Linked DNA regions of Homo sapiens: all the other regions are linked to region 1. A link is a loop called in an ENCODE intact Hi-C map of the cell type or tissue named here. Cell type or tissue: endothelial cell of umbilical vein. All regions are shown on one strand. Links, peaks and the distances in the headings refer to the core of each region. The heading gives the core; the rest is flanking DNA.

What was found. Hi-C counts contacts between places; a loop is a spot of excess contacts. Peaks named below come from ENCODE experiments on the same cell type or tissue, not always from the same donor. Only the 100,000 strongest peaks of a DNase experiment are listed, where the experiment ranks them.
Region 2: a loop joins it to region 1, with 4 times the contacts of the local background. A loop is called at or near these places in 5 of 110 quality-filtered maps.
Region 3: a loop joins it to region 1, with 10 times the contacts of the local background. A loop is called at or near these places in 6 of 110 quality-filtered maps.

Annotation. Positions count from the first base shown.
Region 1 is chr12:116,380,720-116,386,119 of GRCh38, reverse strand. No RefSeq gene overlaps it. Among named protein-coding and RNA genes, the nearest start is that of MIR4472-2, 45 kb to the left of the region's middle. RefSeq lists an enhancer at 2,535-3,211. In endothelial cell of umbilical vein, for the core only: no CTCF peak of the experiment used is centred there; DNase peaks (open chromatin) are centred at 2,779, 3,479 and 3,999; H3K27ac peaks cover 2,719 bases.
Region 2 is chr12:116,523,395-116,528,794 of GRCh38, reverse strand. No RefSeq gene overlaps it. Among named protein-coding and RNA genes, the nearest start is that of LINC00173, 7.3 kb to the left of the region's middle. RefSeq lists an enhancer at 1-999. In endothelial cell of umbilical vein, for the core only: no CTCF peak of the experiment used is centred there; DNase peaks (open chromatin) are centred at 604 and 3,184; H3K27ac peaks cover 1,464 bases.
Region 3 is chr12:116,452,597-116,457,996 of GRCh38, reverse strand. No RefSeq gene overlaps it. Among named protein-coding and RNA genes, the nearest start is that of MIR4472-2, 27 kb to the right of the region's middle. RefSeq lists enhancers at 594-1,093, 2,814-3,352. In endothelial cell of umbilical vein, for the core only: no CTCF peak of the experiment used is centred there; DNase peaks (open chromatin) are centred at 2,156 and 2,786; H3K4me3 peaks cover 206 bases; H3K27ac peaks cover 2,305 bases.

The DNA.
Region 1 (5,400 bases), core at 165-5,164:
ACCGCTTCGTGGGCAGTGGATCCGACCAGAGCTGAACTTTAGAAAAGATCTGTTGCTTGGATAAGGAACAGATTCGGTTGCTCAACCCAACCTGCCCTTATCGCCAATGACCCAGCTCAACGTTCTCTCTGGTTTAGAGGAAAACAAACAGGACGTTAGGAAGTAACCAGATCAGATGGTCAGAGGTGGATCTAGGGGGAGCCGGGACACTCTCTAACGCTCCTCCAGCAGGAGATGTCCTGGGCGGTGCCTAGAGGAATGTGATGGCTTCACACATGTGGAAGAGCCTAGCGAGTGAGGCTCCCTGCAGCTATGGATGTCCACTGCAGCCTCATGTCCTGGCCTCGCCCTCCCAGTATGAGCTTGGAATTTTCTTAAACAAGAAATTTCCAGTGTTGGCCAGGCGCAGTCCCAGCACCTTTGGAGGCTGAGGCGGGTGGGTCACCTGAGGTCAGGAGTTCGAGACCAGCCTGGCTAACATGGTGAAATTCTGTCTGTACTAAAAAATACAAAAATTAGCTGGGCCTGGTGGCGTGTGCCTGTAGTTCCAGCTACTTAGGAGGCGGAAGCAGGAGAATCGCTTGAACCTGGGAGGCAGACATTGCAGTGAGCCAAGATCACGCCACCGCACTCCAGCCTGGGCAACAGAGTGCCTCAAAAAAAAAAAAAAAAAAAAAAAGAAAAAGAAAAAGAAAAGAAAGAAATTACCAGTGTTGTTAAGTCTCATACACCGAACTGGCTACTCAACTTGGCTGGCCACCTTTGATCAGCTCCCAGATGCAGCCATTACTCACTTTGCAACCCACGAACTTCCTCTTTCTAAGCTGCCAAAAAAAAAAAAAAGATAATAATAAGCTAACATTACTGAGTGCCGGGTACTTTATGTGGACACTCTTCATTTAATCCCACAACCACCTATGAGGTCAGTTTTATTCTATAATCCCCATTTTATAGATGAGAAAACTGAGCTCAAGTAAAAGAATAGACCCATACATGGTCACCCAGCTATTAAGTGACTGAAGTCAGTATTCAAGCCCAGGTCTGTGTGACTCTGCACCTACCAGCTGCCAATGGACCCCAAATACCCTCTGTTCCTCTGATAAATTACCCCTGGGGTGGGGCCAGGAATAGGGCCAGGCAAACCAGGTGCAATTTTTAAGGAGGCGCTCATTCTCAGGTTCACGCAAGTCACGACCCTGAACATCATGCATGGCCCTGAGAACAAGTGCCTCCTTAAATTTTGCTCCCAGGCCGGCAGCCCCAGCAGTGCCTCTAGGTAAATACTCAGCCTCCCAGAGGGCAGGTGTAGTAGCTCACTGCCCACTGCAAGATCAGGGCAGCTCCCAGACAGGAAGAATGTTCTGGTCAGCTGTGACCAGAGGTCCTTTGCTTCTTTGTCTCATAACCACCTGGCTCTCCAGATTGAGGGGTGGGGGAGGGGTTGGGAGACACTCCAGTGGAATTCTCAGCAACCCTTCCCTGATGTGGACTCTAAGCCTAGGGGAAGATGTCTGAGACAGTGGGTCCCATCTCCCAGACCCCTTGCCACAGCTTCCTTGCCGGTCTGTTTGCCGCTTTCTGAGGAAGCCAACACTTGCCTTTATTCCTCTCTTTGACCACAGCTCTCCCCTGCAGAAATGTCCCTTCTCTGTGAACTCGGTGGTCCAGGGTCCAGGTGCTGGAATCACACAGACCTGGGCTGGAATCCTGGCTTCACTTCCAACCAACTGTGTGATTTTTAGGCAAATTTTCCCTCGCTGTGCCTTGGTTTTCCTATCTGTAAAATGGGATCATTGACACATGCTTTGCAAAGCATATTAGTTTCTTGTGGCTACTGTAACAAATTACCGCACACTGCATGGCTGAAAACAACAGAAATGTGTTACTCTCCCAGTTCTGGAGGCCAGAAGTCCAAAATCAAAATGTCACTTCCAGTATCCTTCCAGCTTCTGGTGGCTCCTGGAGTTCCTTAGCTCGCGGCTGCATCACTCCAATGTCGACCTCTATCCTCACAGTCTCTAGGTCCTTCTCTAGCTTTCTTTAGGACACTCACACTGGATTTAAGGCTCGCCTTGGTCTGGGCATGGTGGCTCATTCCTGTAATCCCAGCATTTTGGGAGGCTGAGGCCAGAGGATCGCTTGAGGCCAGGAGTTCAAGACCAGCCTGGCCAACATGGTGAAACCCCATCTCTACTAAAAATACAAAAATTAGCTGGGCGTGGTGGTGGGCACCTGTAATCCCAGCTACTCTGGAGGCTAAGGCAGGAGAATCACTTGAACCTGGTAAACGGAGGTTGCAGTGAGTCGAGATCACGCCACTGCACTCCAGCCTGGGTGACAGAGTGAGACTCTGTTTCAAAAAAAAAAAAAAAGAAAGAAAGAAGAAAGAAAAGAAAAGAAAAGAAAAGAAAAAGGCTCACCTTAACCCAGTATGATGTCATCTTCATTCTTACCTGAATGATATTTGCAAAGACCCTGTTTCCAAAAAAGGTCACATTCTGAGTTTCCAGGTGGACATGAATGGGAGACACCATTCAACCCGCTGCACAGAAATAAGGCTGGCCTAGGGCCCTCGGCAGCCATTCCCTCTGCCCTCTCCTACACCCTGCTTGGAGGCTTTTTTCTCCCAGGGGAAAGAGAAAGGTTGCTTCAGAGAGCAGCGTACTTGGAGCAGTGGCAAACTTCCAGTGCTTGTGAGCCAATTCCCCCTCCATCCAGTAGGCCCTTCCCTGGTTTCTGACTAAGTGTGAGGGAGGGAGGATGAATCGAGGCCAGATCCTCACTCATCTGAACTATACTTTCCACGGAAATAAACTTTCCCAAGGAGGCTGGCTGCCCCCTGCTATTCTTAGTCCAGAGCCTGAATCGACAGCAACGTTAATCATACAGGAAAACCATCGTCGTGGGACCCTGGCATGTGCTAAGTTGTGGCCACACCTTTGCACACCCAGGGTCTCATATGATGGTCACAGGTCAGTTTGCAGGTGAAGAGCCAAGGGTGGGAAGTGTCCATCAAGGAGCCCAAGGGACACGTTGCTTTCAAGGGTGCAGAAGGCTATGCCAGCTGCACTGCACCCCAGCACCCAGCACAGATCATCGAGGTAACACATGTTTTGTGCCTGCCTGACTGGGCTGGGTGTTTTTCCCACTCGATCCTCAGAGAGGCAGGAAGAAAGGAAGTCCTGACTCCAGGATCCTGCAGCTGGCTGCCTGCACCCAAAGCCTGCACTTTCCCGCTTCCCAGACCGGTCTCTGATCTCACAGTTCCCATCTTTCTGACCCTTCCCTATATGGGGGGCAGGTGCGGGGAGGAAGCTTTCCCAGGAGGAGCAGCAGGGCAGGTGGGATTTCTCCTTCATGTGGTCTTCATTCTGCAGAGAATGAGAAAGAGACTGGCTCTGGGGGGTATCAAAGTGTGTGAATGTGTGTGGCTGTGTGTGTGTGATCATGCGTTTATGCATATGTGACTGTGTGTGAGCATGAGTGTGTATGTGTGTCTGTATGTATGAGTTTGAGAAAGTGTGTGCGTGGCTGTGTGTATGAACAAGGGAGCATGTGGGTGTGTGTGTGTGGCTGTGAGTATATGCAAGTATCTGTAAGTGTGTGAACATGTGAGTGTGTACGCTAATGTGAGTATGTGCGTGTGTGAGAGTGTGTGTGTGTGTGTGTGTGTGGTTTTACAGGGGGGCAGGAAAGGGACAGGGGTGGGAGCAACATTCCTTGGAGGTTGAACCAGAGCTGGTGGAGGGACCCTCTCCTCCTCCCCTCTTGCCTGTTCCCTCTTCCCTCCTCCTTCCTCTTCCTTCTCAGCCCCTCGCCCCTTCCCAGCAGATTCTATTAAGCAACCCGGGACAAATGAAAGGGGTGAAACTGGGCGGGCGCCTGGCAGGGGGGTCAGCAGGGGCTAAGCGGTCAGGGCACTCGTCCCTGCCTTCCCAGGTTCCTGAACGCTGAGGATTACAGCTTCGACTGCTGCTGTTTAATCAGCTGGTAGCAATTTAACCATTACACCCCAGTGAGAGAATCCTAGACATTTCCTACAGGAGGGGGACGGGAAGACTAAGATGCAAGGAATGCAGAAGGGGGGTGGTGTGGAGACACAAAACAGCTTTATTAAAAAGAAGAAGGAAAGAGAAAAGGAACATGATGTGTCATTGTATCTCAGCTTGAAATAAAGCTCCCAGGGCTGGGAAGGAGAACGCAGACCCCTGGAGATGCTGGGGAGAGGGGAGTTGGAGGGTTGAAACAGGGAAGATGGGTGCGGGTTGGGTGCGGGGGAGGGGACATCAGAGAAGCCTGGATGTGGGATGTGGGAAGTTTTGTCTCCTGCAATGAGGGGCGGTCCCAAGACCTAGAGAAGGCCCTGCCCCATCCAAGCCTTGCCCGAGATGGCCCCTCAGAAACTGGAAACAACAGAGCAGTTCAGCGAGGAGAGACTCACTTTTGCAACCACTGGTCCGTTTGTAAGTGCGTGGAAAATGAGATCGGTAGAAGCGAGGAGAGACTCACTTTTGCAACCTCTGGTCCGTTTGTAAGTGCGTGGAAAATGAGATCGGTAGAAGTGAGGTTCTTTAGCAAATGCACTTCCAGCCTTCAAAAAATGAAAACAAACAAATAAACAAAACTTCTCCAGCCAACTTTCTTTTCTCTGGTCCCACCGTGCCTTAAGTGCCTGTACTTGAAGTCTCCAGCTGGCTGCTGCCCTGAGCCCCCCAAAGCCAGGCAAGAGCCACCTGTGGGGTGTAATGCAGAGCACCGGGAACCTCCGTGGAAGGCAGCCCTGGGAGAAAGCAAGGATGGAGTTTGGGGCGTAGAAAGGGAGCCCTGGGAGAAAGCAAGGATGGAGTCCAGGGCGTAGAAACCTGCCCTAAGATCTGGGGTTTCAGATTTGAGCCCCAGGCCTTCCTTGGCTCACTGAGAAAACTAGGGCAGGTTGCTGAAGCTCCTCTGAACCTCCGCTCTTCGTCTTGATTTACAGGGGTTGGTACACTTTTTCTGCAAAGGGCCAAATAGTAAATATCTTTGCGAGGCATTACAGTCTCTGTGGCAACTATTCAACTTTCTTGCTGTAGTGTGGAAATAGCCATGGATTACCATAAATGAATGCACATGGCTGTTTCCAATAAAACTTTATTGACAAAAACAGCCAGCCCATGGGCTGTAATTTTCTTTTTCCTTTCTTTCTTTTCTTTTCTTTTCTTTTCTTTTCTTTTCTTTTCTTTTCTTTTCTTTTCTTTTCTTTCTTTCTTCTTTCTTTCTTTCTCTCTTTCTCTCTTTCTCTCTCTCTCTCTCTGTCTCTCTCTCTCTCTCTTTCTTTCTTTTTGACAGTTTCACTCTGTCACCCAGGCTGGAATGCAGTGGCATGATCTTGGTTCACTGCAACCTCTGCCTCTTGGGTTC
Region 2 (5,400 bases), core at 271-5,270, 140 kb before region 1:
GATTAAGACAATTGATTTATTCATTCTTAGTGGTTGAGATGGAAAAAAAAAAAAGAAACCAACATGCCATTTGTGTGATATAAATATCTCTGGAAAAAGCTAAAAAACATTGTGTCATACATATTTTCTTAATACCACAGTCAATCACATGTGTCTGTCCAAGTGCCATAGTCCATCAACCCAAGAGTGGGGGATGGGGGTGTTTGGGGGTGGGGATAATGGAGGGGACAGACTCAGCAGAGTCTCAGCTCCAGAATCCTCAGCCACTGCATGGCAAATGTTGCCACTGACTAAAGCTATGCTGGCTGTTCATTTTCCATTACCTATTGCCTTTGAAGAACCTTCTAGAAGTCTTAGAAACTTGATGTTGGGCAGAAAAATGATAGGCAGGGATGCAAAGGTGCTGGGACACCCACTCAACCGGCCAGTTCCCAAAGAAAAAGATGGAGGTTGTCACTTTCTCACTCAGTGTGCCCCATGGACTCACAGAAGGATTTAGATCACAGCGTGGTTCCTCTTCCTCCAACCCTACACCCCCATCATCAAAGAGCCTTTAATCCTGATGATTCACCTGTTAGGAATTTAGCCCAAGGAAATAATTAAAGACATATAAAAAGATTTAGTTACAGGATGTTCGTCATGACATGTAGATTACGGTGAAAGATTAGAAGCAACCTCCATGTCCAACCAACCAAAGGTGATGGCTATGTAAGTTGTGGAGTTCCTCCTTTAAAATTCTGCTCAGATCTCCAAAGAAAAAAGACTGGAAGGAAATTAACCAAGAGAATCACAGAGTTTGTTTTGAGTCTGGAAATATGAGTAAATTTTTTTTTTCCTGGAGTAAGTCCTTGTTTTGGATGTTCTATTCAAAACCAACTTAAATTTGGCTCCAATTGGAAACTTTATGACATCAGGAGGATTGAGATATCATAAAAGGAACAGGAAGGGGCACTCCATGAGGGAACCACATGTAAAGGTCTGAAGGGAAGTCGGGGCAGAGAGGAAACAGCCTCGCTGGAATGGAGGATTTCCACTGCTGTGTGCTGGGATGCATGTCAGAGAGATTTGTAGGCTGTGCACAGACTGTGTATTTTTTGAAAGCCAAGGAGAGGAAGGCACATTAGATATGATAGGCAACTGGGAGCCAGTATAGATTCTTGAACAAGAAAAGACAAATCCAGTTCCAAGGGAGACTAAGAAGAGACAGTCCAAGAAGAGAAAGTGCAGGGGACGAATCTGGTGGTGTCATAATTCTTTTATGGAAGGATCTGACTTTATTGGTTTTAGGGGTAAATGTTTCTGGAGAATCCTAGAACTCTAAATCTGCAAGAAATCTTGAGGTTGCTCTCGTTTTAGGGATAGAACAACCGCAGTCCAAAGAGTTACATCTTCCAGTCATAAGGCAAAATGGCAGCCAAGTTGGTACTGATCACTATCAGTCCTTATTCCTACCCGAGACCAGCTTGTCTCTCTGTTGCCTTCCATCCCAATTCTAAGATTTTTTTTATTTTTCCAGAGACAGGGTCTTGCTTTGTCACACAGGCTGGAGTGCATGGGCACAATCATAGCTCACTGCAGCCTTGAAGTCCTGGGCTCGTGGCATCCTCCCACCTCAGCCTCCCAAGTAGCTGGGACTACAGGAACACATAACCATGCCTGGCTAATTCATTTTATTTTATTTTTATAATTTTGTAGGGACAGAGTCTCACTCTGTTGCCTAGGCTGGTCTGAAACTCCTTGCCTCAAGCAGTCCTCCTGCCTCAACCTCCCAAAGCACTGGGATTACAGTCCTGAGCCGCTGCACCTGGCCCCAATTCTAAGATGTTAACCACATGTAAGCCTTCCAGGAGAACCTCAGACCCTGGTCCACTTCCTGGAGTCCCACCTAAAACTCCATTTTTCCATTCATTTATTTATTCATGTAACACTGAGACCCGAACATTCAAAGACAGACATGCTAATAGTTAGGGTGGAGTGGAAGGGAGATAATGATGGCACACAGTAGGTGTTCAATAAATATTTGTGGAAAGAAAGAGTCAAGGAGGGAAGAAGAGTCCCTGCCCTCAAATAGCTCAAAATGTAATTTGAGAACAGACACAAGTGTTTATATGGGATGCAAGCCGTGCTTTCAGAGGGATATGAGCCCAGGTTCTGCAGGCCCAGGCAAGACACTTCACAGAACCAAACAAAAAAAGTTGACTTTCAACTTCTTTTATTTATTATTATTATGATTTGAGACAGAGTCTTGCTCTGTTACCCAGGCTGGAGTACAGTGCCACGATCTTGGCTCACTGCAACCTCTGCCTCCTGCGTTCAAACTATCCTCCCACCTCAGCCTCCATGTAGCTGGGATTACAGGTGTGCACCATGACACCCGGCTAATTTTTGTATTTTTAGTTGTGGCAGGGGTTTCACCATGTTGGCCAGGCTGGTGTCGAACTCCTGACCTCAAGTGATCTGCCTGCTTCGGCCTCCCAAAGTGCTGGGATTACAGGCATGAGCCACCGTGCCTGGCCCCAACTTCTTTTATAAAAAAGTATTTAACTCAACTAACATTTATGGAGCCCCTACCATGGGCCGGATTGGGGATTAAAATTTCTGCTTTTTCCCCATGGGTTATGCATTAAATCCAAAATGGGTAGGCGATCCCTAGAGAAAAGACAGAGAAGGAGAAAGGAAGAAGGAGGAAAAAATACAAAGTCGTCAGGCTCCCAGAAAAAACAGATGATGCTAGTTTCTCTGAACAATTTTGGACTTCTTTTTCCAACTCCAGCCACCTCATTTGCTTTTCCTTTTGCCCATGGACTCCAAGGTCCGTGGCTCTGGTCTACGGGGGAAGGGCCAGGCATGAGCTACATGGAATCAGACACCCAGAGGCCTCCTCTCCATCTCCCTTTTCCAGTTATTCAGCGTCCTCAGGCCATTTCAATTTTACGTTGCCAAGTGAACATAAATCAAGGGGCCGCCCAGTCTCCTAAAGAAACACTGTGGGACTTCGCAGAGCCTTTCCCAGGGTGTGCACCGGGAAAGAAGGAGAAAGAGGACTAAGCAGAAAGTTACATGTGGCTCCTTTAATCACCAGGTAGAAAGAGAGAGGAGAAAGTTCAAACAGAGCCCCTGCAAGCGGCGCCGGGAAGCCAGCTCTGAGCTCCACTGTTCAAGCAACTGCTGTTGGCATCACAGAGGTTTGTCTTGGCCCAAACCCGTCCCGGGAAACACAGAGACGCTCATGCACTTGGAATTCGCTCCCTTAATGATTCACTCAGCAACTCGGCACAATTACAAAAAGAAGGTGAAAGAAAGGAAGGGAGAAAAGAAGAAAAGAAAAAGAGAGAAGGAAGGAAGGAAGGAAGAGAGGGAGGGAGGGAGGGAAAGAGGGAAGGGATAGAGGGGAGGGACTGAGGGAGGGAGGGAAAGAAAGAGAGGAAGGGAGGGAAAGAAGGAAGGAAAAGAAAGGGAGAAAGGAGAGAGAAGGATGGAAGGAGAAAGAAAGAAAAAGAAAAGAAAGAAAGAGAGAAAGAAAAGGAAGAAGGAAAGAAAGAGGGAGGGAGGAAGGAAGGGAAGGAAAGAGAGAAAAAGAACAAAAGAGAAGGAAGGAAGAAAGAAAAGAGAGAAAGAGAAAGAAAGGAAAAATCGCCACACCACTGGCTGAAGGTGCCCTCTCCCAAATTCCTGGGGCATGACTCAAGTTGGGGCCGGGGATGGGGAGCAAGAGACAAATTTTCTGAGAGCTCCCATGAGGGGACGCTACCAGCTGTGAGCTGATTGCAAGTGAGAACAAAGCAGCAGCGATCTGCAAAGGTCTAACTCAAATGCTGTCTGTTGCACTCCACGAGCTTTGGAGAGAGGTACTAGATAAAACAATGAAGTAAGGGGTGTTGCCAAATAGTCGCCTTACGTTGAGTGCTCATCATATGCCAATGGTGTATCCACATGTTCCATCTCTTATCTCGCAGAGTCCTCACAGCAAACCCAGGAGCAGGGTCTTCAGCCCCATTGCACAGGTGACAGAGCTGAGACCTGACCCATTCCTAACCTGCCCAAGGACACACAGCTAAATAGCCAGGGGGTTCCGAATGTGAAGTTAGGTCTCCTGTGACTCTGTGATATGCCCTTGACCACTCTGCCCTCCAGCCTTCATTTACGGCTCAATTCCCAAATGCCACCACCAGGAATTTGACATATACCCGTAACCTCCCCAATGACATGGAAAAACTGAGCAGCCATTCACTCAATCATGGAAAATTTAAGACCCAAGGCGCGTCCTTCCCAGCTCGGTTACTGAGATGCTCAGCAGCCCTCGGTGCTAGTAAGAAGGGCACACTGGGGCGAAATGCCACTCGATGAACAGGAGCCCTAACATGAAGTCCTCGGACCCTTGCACAGGTAGAATTCAGGGGTCCATAAATTTAACCCGGGAAAAAAATGACATCTTTATTTGCACTAACTTCTCTTTTTTTTTTTTTTTTTTTGAGACAGTTTCACTCTTTGCCCAGGCCAGAGTGCAATGGCACGATCTCAGCTCATTGCAACCTCCACCTCCCAGGTTCAAGTGATTCTCCTGCCTCAGCCTCCCAAGTAGCTGGGATTACAGGTGCGTGCTACCACACCTGGCTAATTTTTGTATTTTTAGTAGAGATGGGGTTTCATCATGTTGGCCAGGCTGGTCTCGAAGTCCTGACCTCAGGTGATCCACCCATCTCAGCTTCCCAAAGTGCTGGGATTACAGACATGAGCCACCGTGCCTGGCTTTGCACTAACTTCTGATCAAATGGCAACATTGTCTTCTATTAGGAATGTAAGTGACAAACTGCCGTGGTATCAGCAGTACCTGTGACTTTGGCACCCATACAAATCACAGATGTGTGTGTATCACCATCAATTGCTGCAGATATATCAAAATATTGTTGTGCTCCTTACTCCTTGGAAGTTACAGTAGTAGATAGACCAGGGTTAGATCTTGCTACTTAGTGGATAATAAATAAGCTTACCTGTTACTATTTTACAACGTTGGTTTTTAATATTTCAGTATCGTTATTACCGTCTAAGTGATTTCCTTGGCAATCAGGTCAGGAGTTCGACACCAGCCTGGCCAACATGGTGAAACCCCTGCCACTACTAAAAATACAAAAATTAGCTGGGCATGGTGGCACATGCCTGTAATCCCAGCTACCCAGGAGGCTGAGGCAGGAGAATCACTTGAACCTGGGAGACGGAGGTTGCAGTGAGCCAAAATCACACCATCGCGCTCCAGCCTGGGAGACAGAGCAAGACTTTGTCAAAAAAAAAAAAAGAAAAAAAAAAGGAAGGAGAGGAGAAAAGAAAAGAAGAAAGAAAAGCACGATTCTAAAAAGTTCTATCAAATTGCCCAAGGGATTTATGGTCTGTACCTGGGAAACT
Region 3 (5,400 bases), core at 185-5,184, 72 kb before region 1:
TGCAGTGAGCTGAGATCATGCCACTGCACTCCAGCCTAGGCGACAGGCAACAGAGTAAGACACTGTATCAAAAAAAAAAAAAGAAAGAACAAGAAGAACCTCCAGACCCAGTACCCCTGAATAAACCATCGCCCCTGTACCACCTCCAGCTCCTGGTCAGTCTGCTGAACTGGAGATAGGAGCCTCCAGTGGAGGGGCCCAGGGTGCTCTAGGCCCAGAGGAAAGTCTTGGGAGAGCCACTCAGATGGGAAGCAGGTCCCAGTGGGGGAGAAGGGCACCAAGTGGAGAAAGGGGGCAAAGTAGGTCCAGGCAGTGGGAAAGGTAGGTGCAAAAGCATAGTGGCATGACAGGGTGTGGCTTAGGGACACTAAGACCCACAGACTCGTAGTAATAACAACCTCTTAGCACTGGGCTAGGTGCTATGTTGCTTTCTCATGATCAACCTCACAACAGCCCCGTGAGATAGGGGCTAGGAAATTAGTTAATATATACACAAAGCACATGGCCAAATCCCTGGCACACAGAAAGCCCTATATAGGTGTTTGCTATGATATTCATGGTACTGCTACTACTACTACTACTAATAATAATAGGGAGCCATGGAGGGTTTTAGCAAGAGAGAAAATGAGAGTAACAGGGAGGAATGTGGATGGAAGGAGCAGGAGCAGAGATGGTTTAGACCAGTGGTTCTCAGCCAGGGGTGGTTTTAACCCCACCCCCCATCGCTACCCCCACAGGACATTTGGTCTGGAGTCATTTTTGCTGTGACCATGCGAGGGGAGTTGTTCGTGGTGGCATCTAATAGAGGCCAGAGATGCCACTAAACATCTTACAACACAGGACAGTCCCCCACAGCAAATAATCATCCAGCACTGAATGTCAATAGGACTGAGGCTGAAAAACCCAGATTTAGATTAAGTATGGGGGCTGTTGCGGAACAGAATATGGGTTGTCAAAAGGAGGCTCCAGGCAGAACAAGGGCCCTGGGGTGGCCAAAGATTGGAAGAGCCTACTCCCCTCCCTTCCCTCCTCCCGCCAAGTGAGCGCCTCTCCTCCCCATCTGCAGTGTGTGCTGAGGGTGGGGAGGATGGTAGCAGAGAAGGCATGGGTGGGGCTGGCAGGGAGAAGTGCTGGAAAGTCTACAGGCCCTGGCAGACTGGCCAGTGACCTTCTCTCCAGCTCCTGTATCACAGGCTCAACATATTCCTTGAATGGGGGTAGATATCCTGCGTCGGGGTCTGGTTTGCCTCGCGGAACACCCACCCTGGAAATAGGGACCCGTCGCCACTCAGCTTGCAGATCACAAAACCCCAGGGGCAGCTTTGCCCTTCTTCAGTCCTCAGAGTTCCAAATGTGATTTCCTTCAGTAACATAAGCACAGAGGGAAGGGAGGAGGAAAGTGAGTGGGGAAAGAGAGAAACAGCGAGTCAAAACCAGTGAGGACCACCAGGACAGAGCCTGGGAGGGACAGACAGACTCAGCAGGAGAATGAAATGTGGAGAAAGAAAAACACAGACTGAGACTGAGAAAGAGAGATCGAGACGAAGCTGGAGAGGGACAAACGGAGAGTGGTGGAGAAACAACGGAAAACCCACGTAAGAGAGAGCCAGACAGATTGAGAGTGGCAAGAAGAAACAGAAATGGAGAAGGAGCAAAAGAGAGAGAAAGGTTGACGGTGGACGGGCAGACTAAGAGTGTGAGCAAGGGACATCTTTCCTTGCAAACTCCATGGTCCGCTGCCCAGTAACTCTCCAAGGCTTTGCCATATTTCAGCCACGGAACTGGGGAATTGGGAAAGTTTTCTCATCACAGGTCCGGGACGAGTGAGCATTGTTCCCATTATTGCTGGCATTCTCTGCGAACTGGACATTAGCCAGCAGGAAATTCCTGGGACAAATCTTTCCACTCAGAGTTTTTTTAAAACTTTTATTTATTTATTTTAATTTTTTTTCTTTAGGGACAAAAGAAAAAAAAGATCAAGAGGCAAAAAGAAAAAGAAAAAAAGAAATGAACCACCTGATACAGGAAAAACATATCTAGCAACAGCCTCAGTTGGGCCAGGGGAGGCTGAGAAGCCACTGTGTCCGCTGCGCTTCATTCTTCCCCTGGAAGGATTTATGATCTCACACTGCCATGACATCACAATGCGTTGCCATGGGTCCCACTTTATTATCATAAACAAAACGCCGTTCCTTGGGCCACTGCCTGTCTGAGCAGGAGGGGAGAAAAAGCCTCTGGGTAATGTGTTTTCTTGGGAAGGCAGCTTGTTCGGAAGTCTGAAAAGCTGCAAAGATAGTTGTACATACAGTTCCCTCCCTGTAGCCTCTGGACAAGGTTTGGGACGGGAACAAGAAGGATGAAGTCAGCTCCCTGCAGGAGGATCTCCAGCTCCGCGTGTTCTCACTGCCAAAAAGCAGCTTCCCCGGGCCTCCCTCACTGCTCCAAACAATGTTTTTATTCATTCACCGAAAATGCATGGAGTACCTACTGTGTGCTAGACACTGACAGAGCTGGGGCAGGGATCAATGAAAAACGTGACGCCAGCCCCACCCCTTTCAGAATCTTTAATACTTAACAGCCCGCAAATAACATGAATGTGTAAAATTGTAATTTGGGTTAAGTCTGCTGAAGGAAGCAAACAGGAAGCTAGGATGAGAATGGAGGGAAGAGGCTATTTACATGAGCAATCTGGGAGGGCCTCTCTAAGGAGGTGACATTTTAGACCAGACTTGAAGGAGAAGTAGGAATTGGCTGTGAAGGGCAGAGGGAGGTGGCAGTAACTAAGGCAGGACCAGCCACACCAGGAAGAGTGACCGTCGGGATCTAAGTTCCCACCAGGGGCCTCTTCCCACGTATTTTATAGAATTCCTGGGTAGCTGACTCAGATGAGAGGGCTTATTATGAGGAATCATCGTTGTCATGAGTCTGAGCTGAGTAAAGCTTCCGCACCCTGCCACAACCATGCCAGAAAACCCTCATTTCCATTGCAGAACTGTCAGATCGGCACTGTGAAAACAAGTCAGCCAAGAGCAGAAATACCTGTAGGACGCAGAGGGGGCTCTCCCCAGCATAAGGCCATTTTGCAAGAAGCAAATAATGCTCTTAAGCAGCAGGAAGGAGAGAGGGAAGGGAGGGGAGAGAAGCCTTGGGGACAGATGTGGGGGCACTGCCTGTGGGTCAGGAGGCCAGGTGAAGGACAGGTGGGTAAGCCGTCCCCGCCCCTCCCAGGAGATGAACCATGAGGGAGTTAGGACTCTGGATATAGAAGAGAACGAGAGGCCAGGCATGTTGGCTCACACCTGTAATCCCAGCACTTTGGGAGTCTGAGGCAGCAGATCACCTGAGGTCAGGAGTTCAAGACCAGCCTGGCCAACATGGTGAAACCCCGTCTTTACTAAAAATACAAAAATTAGCCAGGCGTGGTGGCAAGTGCCTATAATCCCAGCCATTTGGGAGGCTGAGGCATGAGAATTGCTTGAACCTGGGAGGCTAAGGTTGCCTCCCATGTTCCAAGACCGCACCACTGCACTCCAGCCTGGGCAACAAGAGTGAGACTCTGTCTGAAAAAAAAAAAAAAGAAAAAGAATAGAACGAGAGCTTCTAGATCATCTGAACAATGATGGGGACACGGAGGCCCCAAGTAGAGAAGGAGCTGGCCTGAGGTGGTACGGGAAGTTAGGCGCAGAGCCCTTCCGCTCACTTGCTGTGTGACCTTGGGAAGCTCACTTCACATCTCTGAGCCCCTGTCCCCACTGTAACATGGGAAGAATGCATATAAGGCTCTTTACACTGCTGCAATATATAGAGAGGGTTGTTTTTTGACCCCTACTTCCTGGAGAACACGTTCATTAAACCATGCTGGCTTCCCATTTGTTAGTTCATTTCATACTCAGGGTGGCCCTGACAGGTAAACATGGCTGTCCATGCTTTACAGATAAAGAAACTGAGGCCAAGAGGGGTTGAGTAACACACTCAAGGTTCCACAGCCAGGTATAAGGGCCAGATCCCCACCCTACCTGCCTGACTTCAAATGGAGTCCGTGTTCCCGACAGAAGCTTGGCCTTGTCCTGGGATGCATGAATGTGTGTATGGATAATTGGTACTGACCCAGAGACACAGAGCTAGGATGGAGACAAGGCTGAAGAGATGAGAGACCCAGCTTGCTGGCCAACAGTGATGGTGTGCCAGAGGACAGAAGAGACGCCAGGATGTGGGAGAGAAGAGAGGACTCCAGTCTGCATGCTGAGTGATATGTCCAGATGCGTGAATCTTTTTTGAATCTTTTTTTTTTTTTGAGACAGAATCTCGCTCTGCCACCCAGGCTGGAGGGCAGTGGCATGATTTCGGCTCACTGCAACCTCCACCTCCATGGTTCAAGTGATTCTCCTGCCTCAGCCTCCCAAGTAGCTAGGATTACAGATGCATATCACCATGCCCGGCTAATTTTTGTATTTTTAGTAGAGATGGGATTTCACAATGTTGGCCATACTGGTCTTGAACTCCTGACCTTGTGATTCGCCCGCCTCGGCCTCTCAAAGTGCTGGGCTTACAGGCATGAGCCACGCTGCCCCATGATTCTAATTTTTATGTAAGATGCATATCTTAGGCTTTCAGATCAGAGTAAGGAAGACTCAGTAGGAACACCAGTAACTCAGCTAGAGCCAGCTGGGTGACAGAAAAAGCATCTGGATGAGAAATTAGGGGATGTGCAGGCCATTAGATCAGGAGCCAGGCATCTCAGATTCTAGAGAAGTGCTGGGTTTAATGTCTATTTATTCCTGGGCCAAGCACTTGACTGCCCTTGCTTTACAAGTCTCACCACATCCTATAAGGTGGTTGGTTGGTTGCTTTGTTTTGAGACCAAGTTTCACTCTGTCACCCAGGCTGGAGTGCAGTGGCACGATCTCAGCTCACTGCAACCTCCACCTCCCGGTTTCAGGCGATTCTCATGCCTCAGCCTCCTGAGTAGCTGGGATTACAGGCGCCCGCCACCATGCCCTGCTAATTCTTCAATTTTTAGTAGAGACAGGGTTTCACCTTGTTGGCCGGGCTGGTCTCAAACTCCTGACCTCAAGTGATCTGTTCGTTTTGACCTCCGAAAGTGCTGAGATTACAGATGTGAGCCACTGGGCCTGGCTCTATAAGGTGGGCATTGTATCCCACTTCATGGATGTCAGAACCGAGTCCCAGAAAGATTCCAGTCCTAGGCCAGGCATGGTGGCTTACACCTCTAGTTCCAGCATTTTAAGAGGCCAAGGCAGGAGGATAGCTTGAGACCAGGAGTTCAAGACCAGCCTGAGCAACATAGTAAGACTCCATCTCTACCAAAAAATAAATTAAAATAATTTTAATTTAAAAAATTAAAAACCAGCTGAGCATGGTGGTGTGCAGCTGTGGTCC